4 separate regions of the Homo sapiens genome follow, and regions 2, 3 and 4 are each linked to region 1. Evidence: chromatin contacts called from ENCODE Hi-C or POLR2A ChIA-PET data. All regions are on one chromosome and are shown on one strand. The core of a region is the stretch at or near the end of the contact, and the rest is flanking DNA. Distances in the headings are between cores, read along the strand shown.

Evidence for each region. A loop is a pair of places that touch in the nucleus more often than their neighbours do. ChIA-PET counts read pairs that join two places held with the same protein, here RNA polymerase II (POLR2A). Pooled maps may share reads with other maps.
Region 2: a map of CD8-positive, alpha-beta T cell shows a loop between it and region 1 (5-fold over the local background). The contact joins the promoter of TPTEP2-CSNK1E here to the promoter of RPL3 in region 1. A Hi-C loop is called at or near these places in 2 of 168 maps with a recorded cell type or tissue (CD8-positive, alpha-beta T cell and naive thymus-derived CD4-positive, alpha-beta T cell), 1 of 37 single-sample maps with no recorded cell type and 9 of 50 pooled maps.
Region 3: a pooled map shows a loop between it and region 1 (6-fold over the local background). The contact joins the promoter of GRAP2 here to the promoter of RPL3 in region 1. A Hi-C loop is called at or near these places in 6 of 50 pooled maps. POLR2A ChIA-PET finds 5 or more read pairs at or near these places in 2 of 52 experiments (B cell and activated CD4-positive, alpha-beta T cell).
Region 4: a loop to region 1 is called in a pooled map, with 6 times the contacts of the local background. The contact joins the promoter of TOMM22-DT here to the promoter of RPL3 in region 1. A Hi-C loop is called at or near these places in 6 of 50 pooled maps. POLR2A ChIA-PET finds 5 or more read pairs at or near these places in 8 of 52 experiments (HEK293T, MCF 10A, PC-3 and 5 more).

Annotation. Positions count from the first base shown.
Region 1 is chr22:39,318,283-39,320,982 of GRCh38, reverse strand. It overlaps RPL3 (ribosomal protein L3), which reads left to right and starts at 1,360. Exons shown (of 10, transcript NM_000967.4): 1 at 1,360-1,388; 2 at 2,391-2,583. The coding sequence starts at 1,386. It overlaps SNORD43 (small nucleolar RNA, C/D box 43), which reads left to right and starts at 1,870; the gene lies at 1,870-1,931. RefSeq lists enhancers at 1-591, 756-1,175, 592-1,481, 1,566-1,615, 1,482-2,371.
Region 2 is chr22:38,397,579-38,400,304 of GRCh38, reverse strand. TPTEP2-CSNK1E (TPTEP2-CSNK1E readthrough) reads left to right here and starts at 1,390. Exons shown (of 15, transcript NM_001289912.2): 1 at 1,390-1,867. It also overlaps the pseudogene TPTEP2. RefSeq lists a silencer at 1,333-1,612 and an enhancer at 1,878-2,661.
Region 3 is chr22:39,899,728-39,902,540 of GRCh38, reverse strand. It overlaps GRAP2 (GRB2 related adaptor protein 2), which reads right to left and starts at 1,457. Exons shown (of 8, transcript NM_004810.4): 1 at 1,211-1,457.
Region 4 is chr22:38,680,409-38,683,293 of GRCh38, reverse strand. It overlaps TOMM22-DT (TOMM22 divergent transcript), which reads left to right and starts at 1,438. Exons shown (of 2, transcript XR_007068097.1): 1 at 1,438-1,568. It overlaps TOMM22 (translocase of outer mitochondrial membrane 22), which reads right to left and starts at 1,337. Exons shown (of 4, transcript NM_020243.5): 1 at 1,199-1,337; 2 at 853-971; 3 at 298-415. The coding sequence starts at 1,315. RefSeq lists silencers at 994-1,043, 1,434-1,503 and enhancers at 1,234-1,303, 350-1,549.

The DNA of each region.
Region 1 (2,700 bases), core at 111-2,610:
TAGAGACGGGGTTTCGCCATGTTGCCCAGGCTGGTTTCGAACTCCTGACCTCAGGTGATCCGCCCGCCTCGGTCTCCCAAAGTGTTGGGATTACAGGCGTGAGCCACCGCGCCTGGCCGAGAGAATGCTTTTCAAACGACGGTGGGAGCAAAGGCCAGGCCCAGAATTAAAGAAGATGACAGGGTGGGACAGAGGAAGCAGGTGATATGAGAGCGTGTGCTCTGGCGCAGCCATGAGGCTGAAGTAGACGGTTAGGGGAGCGTCTTTGGTGGCCGCTGAAGTTGATGCTTAATTCCGAGGAAACAACGAGGCGGCCATGGAAAGTAACGAGATACTTGATTCTTAGAAAGATTTGTAGGGGGCCAGGCGCGGTGGCTCACACCTGTAATCCCAGCACTTTGGGAGGCCGAGGCGGGCGGATCACGAGATCAGGAGTTCAAGACCAGCCTGGCCAACATGGTGAAACACCGTCTCCACTAAAAATACAAAAAAAAAAAAAAAAAAAATTAGCCAGGCATGGTGGCGCATTCCTGTAATCCCAGCTACTCGGGAGGCTGAGGCAGGAGAACTGCTTGAACTGGGAACCGGTAGGCGGAGCTTGCAGTGAGCTGAGATCGCGCCACTGCGACAGAGCGAGACTCCGTCTCAAAAAAGAGATTTGTAAGGGACCAGCCTGGAAGCAGGGAATCGGTCAGGATCCGAGTCACCCTGGAGCCTAGGCAGAGATCAGCGAAAGCCCTCGCTGATGCATAGGTCTGGAAGGCGTGGGGCTCCGGGAGGCTGAGCAGCTGGACTCGGCATGACCAGAGGTCGTGAGGCCGTTCCGCAGGCTTGGGACGCTCCTGACCCTCAGAATCAAGCGCGGGCCACTGCATTAGCATGGGAGAAATGGCAGAGATAGGGCTTGAGGGAGGGATGCCCGAGATTAAAGGTATTAAAGGTAAATTGGTGTCGCCGCAAAACCAGCGTGGGAGCCAGGAAACGAGAGTTTCAGTCTTTCTTCGCTAATTCCAGAGATAGCTGCATATCACAGGAGGAGAAGCGACGCAGCCATTTTTCTTCGTTATTATCAAATTTGGCTGCTGCCGGACGCCGTAGATTTGTGGCTCACCCACCCTTAGCCCACCTCTCCGCGGCTTTTCACTAAGTTTGAACCCGACCCCTCGCCGTAGAGTGTGTAATTTCTGTCTCCGAAGCTGACGTCAACTTCTGAACGAAAGCTAGGAGCGGAAGAGCGTGCGTGGAAATGGCGCTCGGTACGTGCCCCCGACCTGTCGTCTGCCGCGGGGGCGCGCTCGCACGCCGGAAGGGGCGGGGCCAGATTTGGCTTTATATAGCGGACCCGTAAGGCCGACCGGCCTCTACCGGCGGGATTTGATGGCGTGATGGTATGTGTTGTAATGGCGGCCGTTTCATTGTCACCGGCGTCGGCACGGCTGAATCCGCGACGCATCGCCGCCATCCCGTCTTGGCCGGCGCCGGGGGTTTGCTTTAGGGGCACGGGCGACCCAGCGGGGACTTCAGTCTGGCCTATTTTCTGGAAAGTCGAGAGGCTTGTGAAGAGCGCTTGGAGGACTGGCTTTGGGCCTGCAGGTCGGCCAGAGAGAGGCCGTAAGGGTGGGAGCAGGCTTGGAGGCCCGGCGTTTTTAAAGCCATGAGTCATTTCTAAGTTTCGACCTCACCAATTCTATCATTAGTTGGGATTAGGGCCCATAACCTGCTTGTCTGGGTAGAAGGACCTTGGGTGGAGGTTCTCGGCGCCGTTCTCATTGGGAGGTAAAGAAGCTTGGGGGAGGGGAGTGTTGTGGAGTCCTCCTGAATATCTGGGGCCGCTGGTGCACTCCGAAGGCCTCTGGAGCTCGCAGAAACCACAGATGATGAACTTATTGACGGGCGGACAGAAACTGTGTGCTGATTGTCACGTTCTGATTTGGCTCTGCGGAGTTCTTTGGCCTGTGTGTATCAGTGTAATTAGTGTCCGGGCACCGGAGGCAGCCTATAGCTTAACATTGCTAGCTGCTACCCAGCGTTTGTCCCGGGAGTCCCTTTCTTTAGCGGTCAAAACCTTGCTAATTGGCATATAAAGCTGCCTGTTAAGCAGTTTTTAGTGCCACTACTTAGTGTATTTTTGTGTGGTTAGATAAAAAAAATGGGTCGTTTTCTTACAGGTTGAGAGGATTTGAAATAAGATTCAGCTTAAATTTTGTCGAATACAAAAGCATTCTTGACACGTGCGAGCCTGGAAGAGATAATGACCTTTTTATTCGGCTTGCTGGGTGTCTGGTCAGGATTCTTCAGTATTGCTGAGATTTGGAACTTAAGCAGCTGGGAACTAGAGAAGGGGGCACTGCTTTGGTTTGGGTGCTGACGGTGATTTTTTTCCCACCTAGTCTCACAGAAAGTTCTCCGCTCCCAGACATGGGTCCCTCGGCTTCCTGCCTCGGAAGCGCAGCAGCAGGCATCGTGGGAAGGTGAAGAGCTTCCCTAAGGATGACCCGTCCAAGCCGGTCCACCTCACAGCCTTCCTGGGATACAAGGCTGGCATGACTCACATCGTGCGGGAAGTCGACAGGCCGGGATCCAGTATGTACAGACATCCTAAAAGTTGGGGGAATAGGAGTGGAGGGGGAGGGAAATTGTAGAGATGGAGTCAAGCTGTTAGCAGAGGGCAGACTTTTTTTTTTAAGCAGGAGTTACACG
Region 2 (2,726 bases), core at 141-2,640, 920 kb after region 1:
TGACAATAAGATTAAAAAATATATTTTAAAGATAGGTATTCATCTTTTGTCAGAAAAGGACTCCTAATACTAAAAGTGATCAATATCAGTGGACTTGAGTGAAAAAAAATTCACCCAATTTAGTTTTTTAGTGCTGGCCTAAGAATCTACCGGCACTGCTAATTAATTGTGAGTAATTGATTGGCTTCCTTTTTAAAAAAGACTAACCAGACCATATGGGGGGTTAGTAGTTATATATAAAATGACAGCAAAACATGACACTTGGCAAATTCTTCCCCTTTGCTGAGCTGTCTTCTCAAATTCCTTTTCCTATTTATTAAGATTGCATTGCTCACCAGCTCCGGATCGTTTCTGTAGTGCGTTCTTTCTTTTGATTTAGGAAATAGATATTTTAAATGCTTTTCTTGATGTGTTTTAAAGTTTTTTCATTTTGGATATGCCGAAGGCCAGTAAAAAAACAAATATTTGGCTATTTTGTTGGTAGCGACTTGCATAGATCCATTTCACATTTGCATTAGTTTGCATTTTGGGGTAGAAAAATTGTGGATATGTTTGTTATGTCTGTGGTTCCTCGAGGCTTACTTAAAATGGGGAAATATCACAGGCCTTAGGAATCAGGATTTTTTTTGTCCTTTTTTTCAGTAAGAAAAAAAAAACAGTTGGGAAACGATTTAAATGAGTTGTGCGTAGGGAGGAGGGGAAAGGGTAGCGGTTTTTTGTTTTTTTTTGTCCCCGGTTTCCTCCAAATGGATTTCTATCAAAACCAAGTAGATTCTTGGAACCTAGTCTAAGTTTAGAAATCTCAAGTTAGAATAGCGCAAGCCCAGTCCTTTCAGAAAAAAAAAAATCAGAACAATTAAATAGCTTTCTGAAGATACTCATTTAAAAACTTTATCTTCTCGACCTTCCTCACGCTTGAAGAAAATCTGAGGTGTTTTTCGCGCACAGCTGCCTTCTAACCCGCGAGCAACGGCGTTAAGGTTTTGTTTGTAATTCGGGGTGACCCAGGAGTTCGGGCCGCGGGCCCCTCCCCTCGCCCGGGCACACCTTGCAGAGGAGGGGGCGGCGGGGACGGGACCCGGGTCTGCGCCTGCGCACACCCTCGCGGCCCCCCCCGCCCCCCCCGCCGGGTACCTGTCACGGCTACCGCCGCGGCGCTCGCCCGCCACGTTAAATCGGATGGCGGGAGTAGGGGTATGGGGCGGGGGGCGCGGGGAGGGTGGCACGGCGCGTGCGTGCGCGGGAGTCGCCGAGCGATAACTGGGAGTGCGCGCGCTCGCCGCTCGCTCGCGTCCCGGAGGCGGAGTCTGTGGCGGGGGGCGGAGCGGGGGCGGGCCTATGCTAGTCACGTGGGCGCGGGGGCGGGGTGGGGCGGGGCGGGGCGTCTCCGAGCGGCGGGCCGAGGGAGGGCGCAGCAGCTGCTCCCTGAACACTTTCTGACCCAACAGTCCCCCAGCGCCGGACGCGCCGCGCCCTGGCGGCTCTAGGGACCCCCCCCGCGCCTGCACTTAGCCCCGCGCCCGAGGTGAGCCCGGCCCCTAAATCCTCCGGGCGGGGGTGGGGGTGCGGGACGCTCCTTTTTTGTTGGGGGTCTTGGAGGCGCGAAGGCACTAGGCGCCTCGGCAGATGGCTGCACCCCTCGCTTGCGGCTCCCCGTGTCTTTTGGGGGGCCGGGTGCGGGCGCGGAATCCGGGAGGTGTCCGCACAAAAGGCCGAGAAAACTGCGCGAGGCCTCCCTCCCTCCGCCCTCCCCGCCCCCTCCCCTCCGCGCCCGCTCCTCCTCTTTCAAACCCGGCCGGCCCGAGTGGAGTCAGCTCAGTCCCGGCAGCCGCCGCGCGAGGAAATGGCCGAGGGGCCGGAGCCACAGGTAAAGGGGGGCGCCCCCCGCCCGCGCCAGCCGGGGCGCCCGCCTGGTCCTGCGGAGGCTCCCGCGCCGCCCCCGAGGCGCCCGGCTCTCGTTGTCTTGTCCCCCCCCAGGATGACCTCAGTTCCCCGTCTCAGCTTTCTAGCTGCTCTTTCTAGGGCGCCCCCTCCCCAGCCGGCTCCTGCGCTTCCGCTGGCGGGAAGGTGCGGGCGATCCCGGGCTGCATCCGCTCTTGGCCGTCACACTCACGCCGCACGATTCAGAAGGGCTTGGGGTGCGGGGTTCCCTGAATCTCCGCCGGGAGCGGGGGTCCGGGGGTCTGCGGGGGTGGGCGGTGGGGGGCTGTTCCGAAAAGTTGGGTCGCCCCGCGGGGCGGGTCTCCCAATTTGCCCAGTCGGCCCTTGGGGCGCGGGCGGAGGGGGGACGTTGGCGTAGGGTCCCCCGCGATACCCCGGGAAGGGCCGGGGGAAGTTGGAAATGGCCAAAACAATGCGTCGGGACAGGCTTCCCCCGTAAACAATGGCCGGGACGGTCCACACGGGCCAGGCGGAGGGCGCGTCTAAGGGACCGCGGGAGGGGCTGGGCCTCTCCGCGGACCCCGAGGTGCGCCGGGTGACTCCCTCGGGTGCCCAAAAATCTGTCCCCGGGAGTCCTGGGGCGCCTGCTTATCCCTGAGCAGGGATGCACGGGGCTGCGTTTCCTGGATGTGTGCGATAAGGTGGCTTTTTTTTCCCTCCTCTAATTTTAAAGATTTTTCTTAAGTCTTAATGTTCTATAAACACTTAAAGAATATCTTTACAACTCAATTGTAGTGGAACACCCAAAGGCAGCTGGAAGCAGAACTGGGAACTCTAAAGGGCAG
Region 3 (2,813 bases), core at 208-2,707, 580 kb before region 1:
CCACCTCTCTTTTACAAAAAAACAAAAAAGGGTATGAGTCAGATTTTTTTCGTATTTGAAAATTAAATATACTTAGGTGGTCCTCTATTTACACAGTGTTCCTTATTTAATAGCAGATGGTTTTGTAAAGAGAATCACTATAAAATTATTCTATAAAGTTTTACATAAAATACTGGATTGTTAAAGGAGAGTAACTTCTGCTAAATACTCTTTCCGAAACCAAAAATAAGAAACAAAAAGGAGCCACTAAAGAACTAAACCGTTTATGACAAACATTGCTGCATAGAACAAAAGATTCTGCGACCTGAAGTTTCCCATCCTCAGATAACATAACGAGAACACACGAAATTTTTCCCATTGGATGTTTAGATCTAAAACACTTCCCACTCCTAGTTTATCTAGGGATGTGTATGTTCAATAGTGTGCAAATTATGCTGCATACACTTTATTAAGAAGGCCTAATTCCAGGTAGATAAATACGGTAAATTTTTTTTGACAGTATACCTGTCAGGGCAATACAGTACATTTTAAATTAGTGAAACCTTTGGTTGGTATGTTCAATCCTCACGTTCAGGAAGAGTTGGGACAAAGAACACAAAGCAGCTATCTTCAGACTGGACGCCTAAACCAGAGACAGTCATAGGGATGGAGCCTAACGGCTAGTACGAAGAGAGACAATACCCTTCCAAAATACACTTCAACATAAAGTTTTCTTTTCGTAAAGGAATGAAAACTGGTGTCCTTTGTACAGGTAACAAAAATGCGAACAGAACTAGAAATTCAAGCAAAGAGAGAAATCCTGACCTCAGAGTGCTAGTGTTCATTCATCACTGCTCAGCCCTCTACCACCCCCTCCAATCCCTTCCAATTTGGATTAAATTCTGACCATGGTGAAGTGGAATTTTACCTCCATGATCCCAAGGTCGAAAATCTTTCCCTGAGATGCTTCTGAAGCCAGTTTGTGGAGATTTTTGTGTTATGGACTGGGTAAGGAACAAGTGTTCTCCCAGTTCATTTGATAGAAGTCAAATCCCATCACCACAAACATTGTCACAGCAAAAGGTTTAGAGACCTTAGCTGATGGGACTTAAAAGCAATATTTAGAGAACTAGTGAGATTCATTTTAATTAACTCATACAGAACATTCTGCAAATTATAAAACTGTTCAAAGTTTCTAGAGTATATGTACAGATGTTGTATAATGACATACCTTTTGGAAGAGAAGGGGTTGAGTTTATGTCTTGGCTTTGACACCGAGTTATTAGAATCCTTTCTGGCAAGAAGGGAGACAAATTCAAGCATCAGAGTTACTGCATTTCAGAGTATGGATCCACTTTGTGCTGTCTTCCATGTACCACTCTGAAAGAGGGTGCAAGTTTACAGATCCATTAACTGTGCCTCCTCCTCCCCACCTCTTACTCCCTCCTCCAAACTAACCCTAGTCAGCCCTGCAGTCTGTAGGCAAACCACACAGGAACTAGCACATATGGGGCTTCGGAGAGTTGGGCGTGAGCCTTAGATTATGTGGTTTTGTTTTCTTGCTGCCAGAGTTGAACTAAAATGCAGGAGGTTCACTGAAACACTTTTGCTTCTTTATGCTTGGTTTCAGTTTTAACAATATCCCCCCTGAACACTTGTGTTCACATAAGAAAATTTATAGTTCTTGATATGGTCCATCAGCAAGCTGATCTTAAGGAAAACTCTTATTCTCTTAGTATAATCATGCATCCAGAGGAACATTAGGGCTTCTTGGGGGAACTTATTTAAGAGCACCCTCGATCACTCACAATGTTAAAATCCCAGGAAAGATGCTTTGTTCATACACTCAGCCTCTAATATTACTCTTGACAAAAAAAGAAGAAACATTCTGAGCTGGGATGCATTCTCACCCCAGGTTTGCCACAGTCCAGCATGAGGTGGAACCAGTTCCTTCAATTTCTGGGACTTCAATTTCTGTTGAGTCTTAGACTGAAGGCTTTCTGGGATTTAAGACTTTCCATTGACCTTGAGTTTTGTTACCTTCAACTTCCTTAGTTCTTACCTTTAAATGTACCACTCACCCTTCCCCCTATATCAACTGCAACTTGTGAAGGCCTCTTCCTTTCTCTTTGCTCTTGCTAGAAAATGGATTGCCAACGTTGCATCTTTTACAGAAAATTAGAGACATTGCTACTTGCTAAGTGGCACCATTCAGAGTTTGGGGACTGGATCCAAGATGAGGAGGGAAATGTTGGCTCACTGGGATGTTCCTAGCATTAATCCCTGGAATACCAAGAGGAGAGTGTCAAGGAGAGATTCAATTTGGGGTTCTAAAATTTAAACTTTTTCTGCAATGTGAAACGGCATCCTTTTCCATCTCTTTGCTTCTTTATATCTAAACCTTGCTTAAAATTTACTTTCTTAAAACCTTTTCCTTGGTTATAATTGCCCAACATTTTTATTGAAATAGAAAAGAAGAATCAGCAAAGTGTCAAGGTGACAGAAAATGCTCAGTAAATATTTGTCGAATGAGTTAAAGGAAGTAATTTTCTATCCATAACTCCTTTTTTTTTTTGAGACGGAGTTTCACTCTTCTTGCCCAGGCTGGAGTGCAATGGCATGATCTTGGCTCACTGCAACCTCCGTCTCCCGAGTACAAGTGATTCTCTTGCTTCAGCCTCCCAAGTAGCTGGGATTACAGGTACCTGCCACCATGCCTGGCTAATTTTTTTTGTATTTTTAGTAGAGATGGGGTTTCACCATGTCGGCCAGGCTGGTCTTGAACTCCTGAACTCAGATGATCCGCCCGCCTCAACCTCCCAAAGTGCTGGGAT
Region 4 (2,885 bases), core at 189-2,688, 640 kb after region 1:
CCAGACAGGACTGTCTAGTTGCAGGAAAACAAGCTCAGGGCTCCCACTCATTCTACGTTATAGAATTATTTCATTATATATTACAATGTAATAATAGAAATTCAGTGCACAATAAATGTAATGCACTTGAATCATCCAGAACCCCCCCCCCGACCCCCGGCCACCCCCAACCCACCATCCATGTAAAAACTGTGTTCCATGAAACCAGTCCCTGGTGCCAAAAAGGTTGGGGACCAATGTGTTAGTGAAATAACTTGCGTCTCCACCACTGGCAAAAAGCCCAAGGTCTGGGCTCACCTGCCGCTGCTGCAGTTGCTGCTGTTGCTCCATTTGCAACTTCTCCGTCTCAAAGACAACGGGAAGAACCAGGATCATAAAGGAAGTGGTCCCAATCCACAAGGCTGCCCTGGAAAACCTGCAGAGGAAAATCCCCAGAGGGTGAGCATGAAGACATGCAAACAAAACAGGCAAGAACTACCCAGTAACCAAACCTCTCACATTACATACTCCAATGTTTTTGATAAACGTATTCTACCCGCTCCTTACACCATACTCCTACCAGAGACAGGAGGAGCAGCTATGGTAGCTGTATCATCTAGTGATGGCGGTTTAACATTCTCCTGAGTTCTTACAAAGCTCCTTATTCATTAATTATCTCCAACAATCTGAAATAACCCCCACAACTCCCCTGCCAGGTAAGAATCCCCATTTTACAGAAGAGGAAACTAAGAAAGGATAGGGTACAAGCCCAAGGTCACCCAACACGGGTCTGCTGCTTCCAAACCCCGTGTTCTTTCACAGCACCACGACCATCCCATGCACGTACCCAGTGCCTTTGCCCTCGTTCCTTACCTGTACATTTTCTGAGCCACAAAGAGGGAAAGATCAAAAGTGGCTCCGGCCGCGGACCGGACCCTCTCCGGAAACATCTCCGTCAGGCCCCATAGTCTCTCCGACAGGGTCTCATCTAGCTGTGGTGGAGTAGACGCGGGTCTTAGCCGAAAAAGCGACATCCATTCCTGGCCCCGCTGCGGCACTGGGAGCCGCCGAGCCCCACTGGAGCTAGGGCACCCAGGGCCCAGCAGGGCCCCTAACCCCGCCTCCCAAAGCAGCCGCTTCGCTCCGATCCCGTACCACGCGGATCCCACACCCACGAGCGGGCCCGCTTCCCGCTCTGCACCCCGCGAGGCCCTAGTACCTCCTCATCGTCGTCCTCCTCCAGCTCCTCCTCAGGCTTCTCCGCGTCGCCTTTCGGGAGCAATTCGTCCGGGGACTGGGGTTCCCCTGCACCGGCAGCAGCGACGGCGGCAGCCATGACTGTAGGGGACACCGGAAGCGGAAAGGAGGTGAGCGCAGCCGAACGGCGGACAGAGCTGCTTTTCCGGGAGCCGAGGCGCGAGCCGGGCGAGAGCGGCGCCCTCTAGCCCCGGGTCCTCCAGTGCCCGCAGCGGGTCCGGCAGCCCTGGCCTTATCCGGGCGTCGGGGCTTCGGCGGGCATTAGCAGCAGCTGAGAGGCCTGTGAGAGGTTCTGGGGCGCCACCGCAGTCATTCTGTTCAGCGGGTATAGGGTGAGCTCAGAAACTTGCTTGTTTTTCTTTTTTTCAAATGCGTTGTTTTAATTCCAGGTAATAGAGTTCAGGGGAGAACAAAGATCAAAGGGCTGACTCTGGCAAGATTCTGGGGGCTTGTTTTACTTTAAGTTCACAGCTAAGGTAGGAGTGGCTGAGTGAAAACAACTCAAGAGATGATGAGCCACTGTATTTTTTTTTTTAACAAAAGTTTATTCTTAAATTTACAACAGGCTCCAAGACAACACTTTATTCGAGCATAGGTGGCCAAAGATGTGGCCGGGAATAGAGATGTTTAAAGACGAATGGAGTCAGGCCCACCATCACCGCAGGCCCAAGGGACAGTGGAACAGGTCGCTTTTTGTAAGATTTTAGCTTTTTGTTGTTGTTGTTGTTGTTGGTTTTGTTTTGAGACGGAGTCTCGCTCTGTCGCCCAGACTGGATGGAGTGCAGTGGTGTGATCCCGGCTCACTGCAAGCTCCGCCTCCCAGGTTCAAGCGATTCTCCTGCCTCAGCATGCACCACCAACCACGCCCCGCTAATTTTTTGTATTTTTAGTAGAGACGGGGTTTCACCATTTGGCTAGGCTGGTTTTGAACTCCTGACCTCAAGTGATCTGCCCGCCTCGGCCTCCCAAAGTGCTGGCATTACAGGCATCAGCCACCGCACCTGGCCTATATATAGTTATATATTATATATAATATATATTTTATGTGTGTGTATATATATACGTATATATGTATATATATGTATATATGTGTATATATGTATATATGTGTATATAGGTATGTGTATATATGTATATATATACATACGTATACATATATACGTATTATGTATATATACATACACACATATACACACACACACACACACACACATACATATATATATAAAGACAGGGTTTCACTGTGTTGCCTAGGCTGGTCTTGAACTCCGAGACTCAAGCAATCCGACTGCCTCAGCCTCCCCAAGTCCTAGGATTACAGGCCTATGCCACTGCGCCCCACCTTGCCGGATTTCTTAATTCGGCCTGTGACCAGGGCCAAAGATTTATCTTCCTTGTCCATCTCCTTGGCCTGCTTCTTGGGCTGTTTTAGAGAGACACTGATCCAGTTTCGTTTTCCTGAGCCATGTTTTACTTGGTAGGAATAAATTAGTGTCTTGCAGGTCTTTTGGGAAAACATCAGGTAAATCTTCCCTATGTACCAAACAAAGGTAAGAGTTAACACCTAAATACCAGGTGCTCTGGTGCCTGTGGGTGTGGGTGGGTGCGGTGTGTCCTCCTTTAATCTTCACAGCAGCTCACTGGGGTAG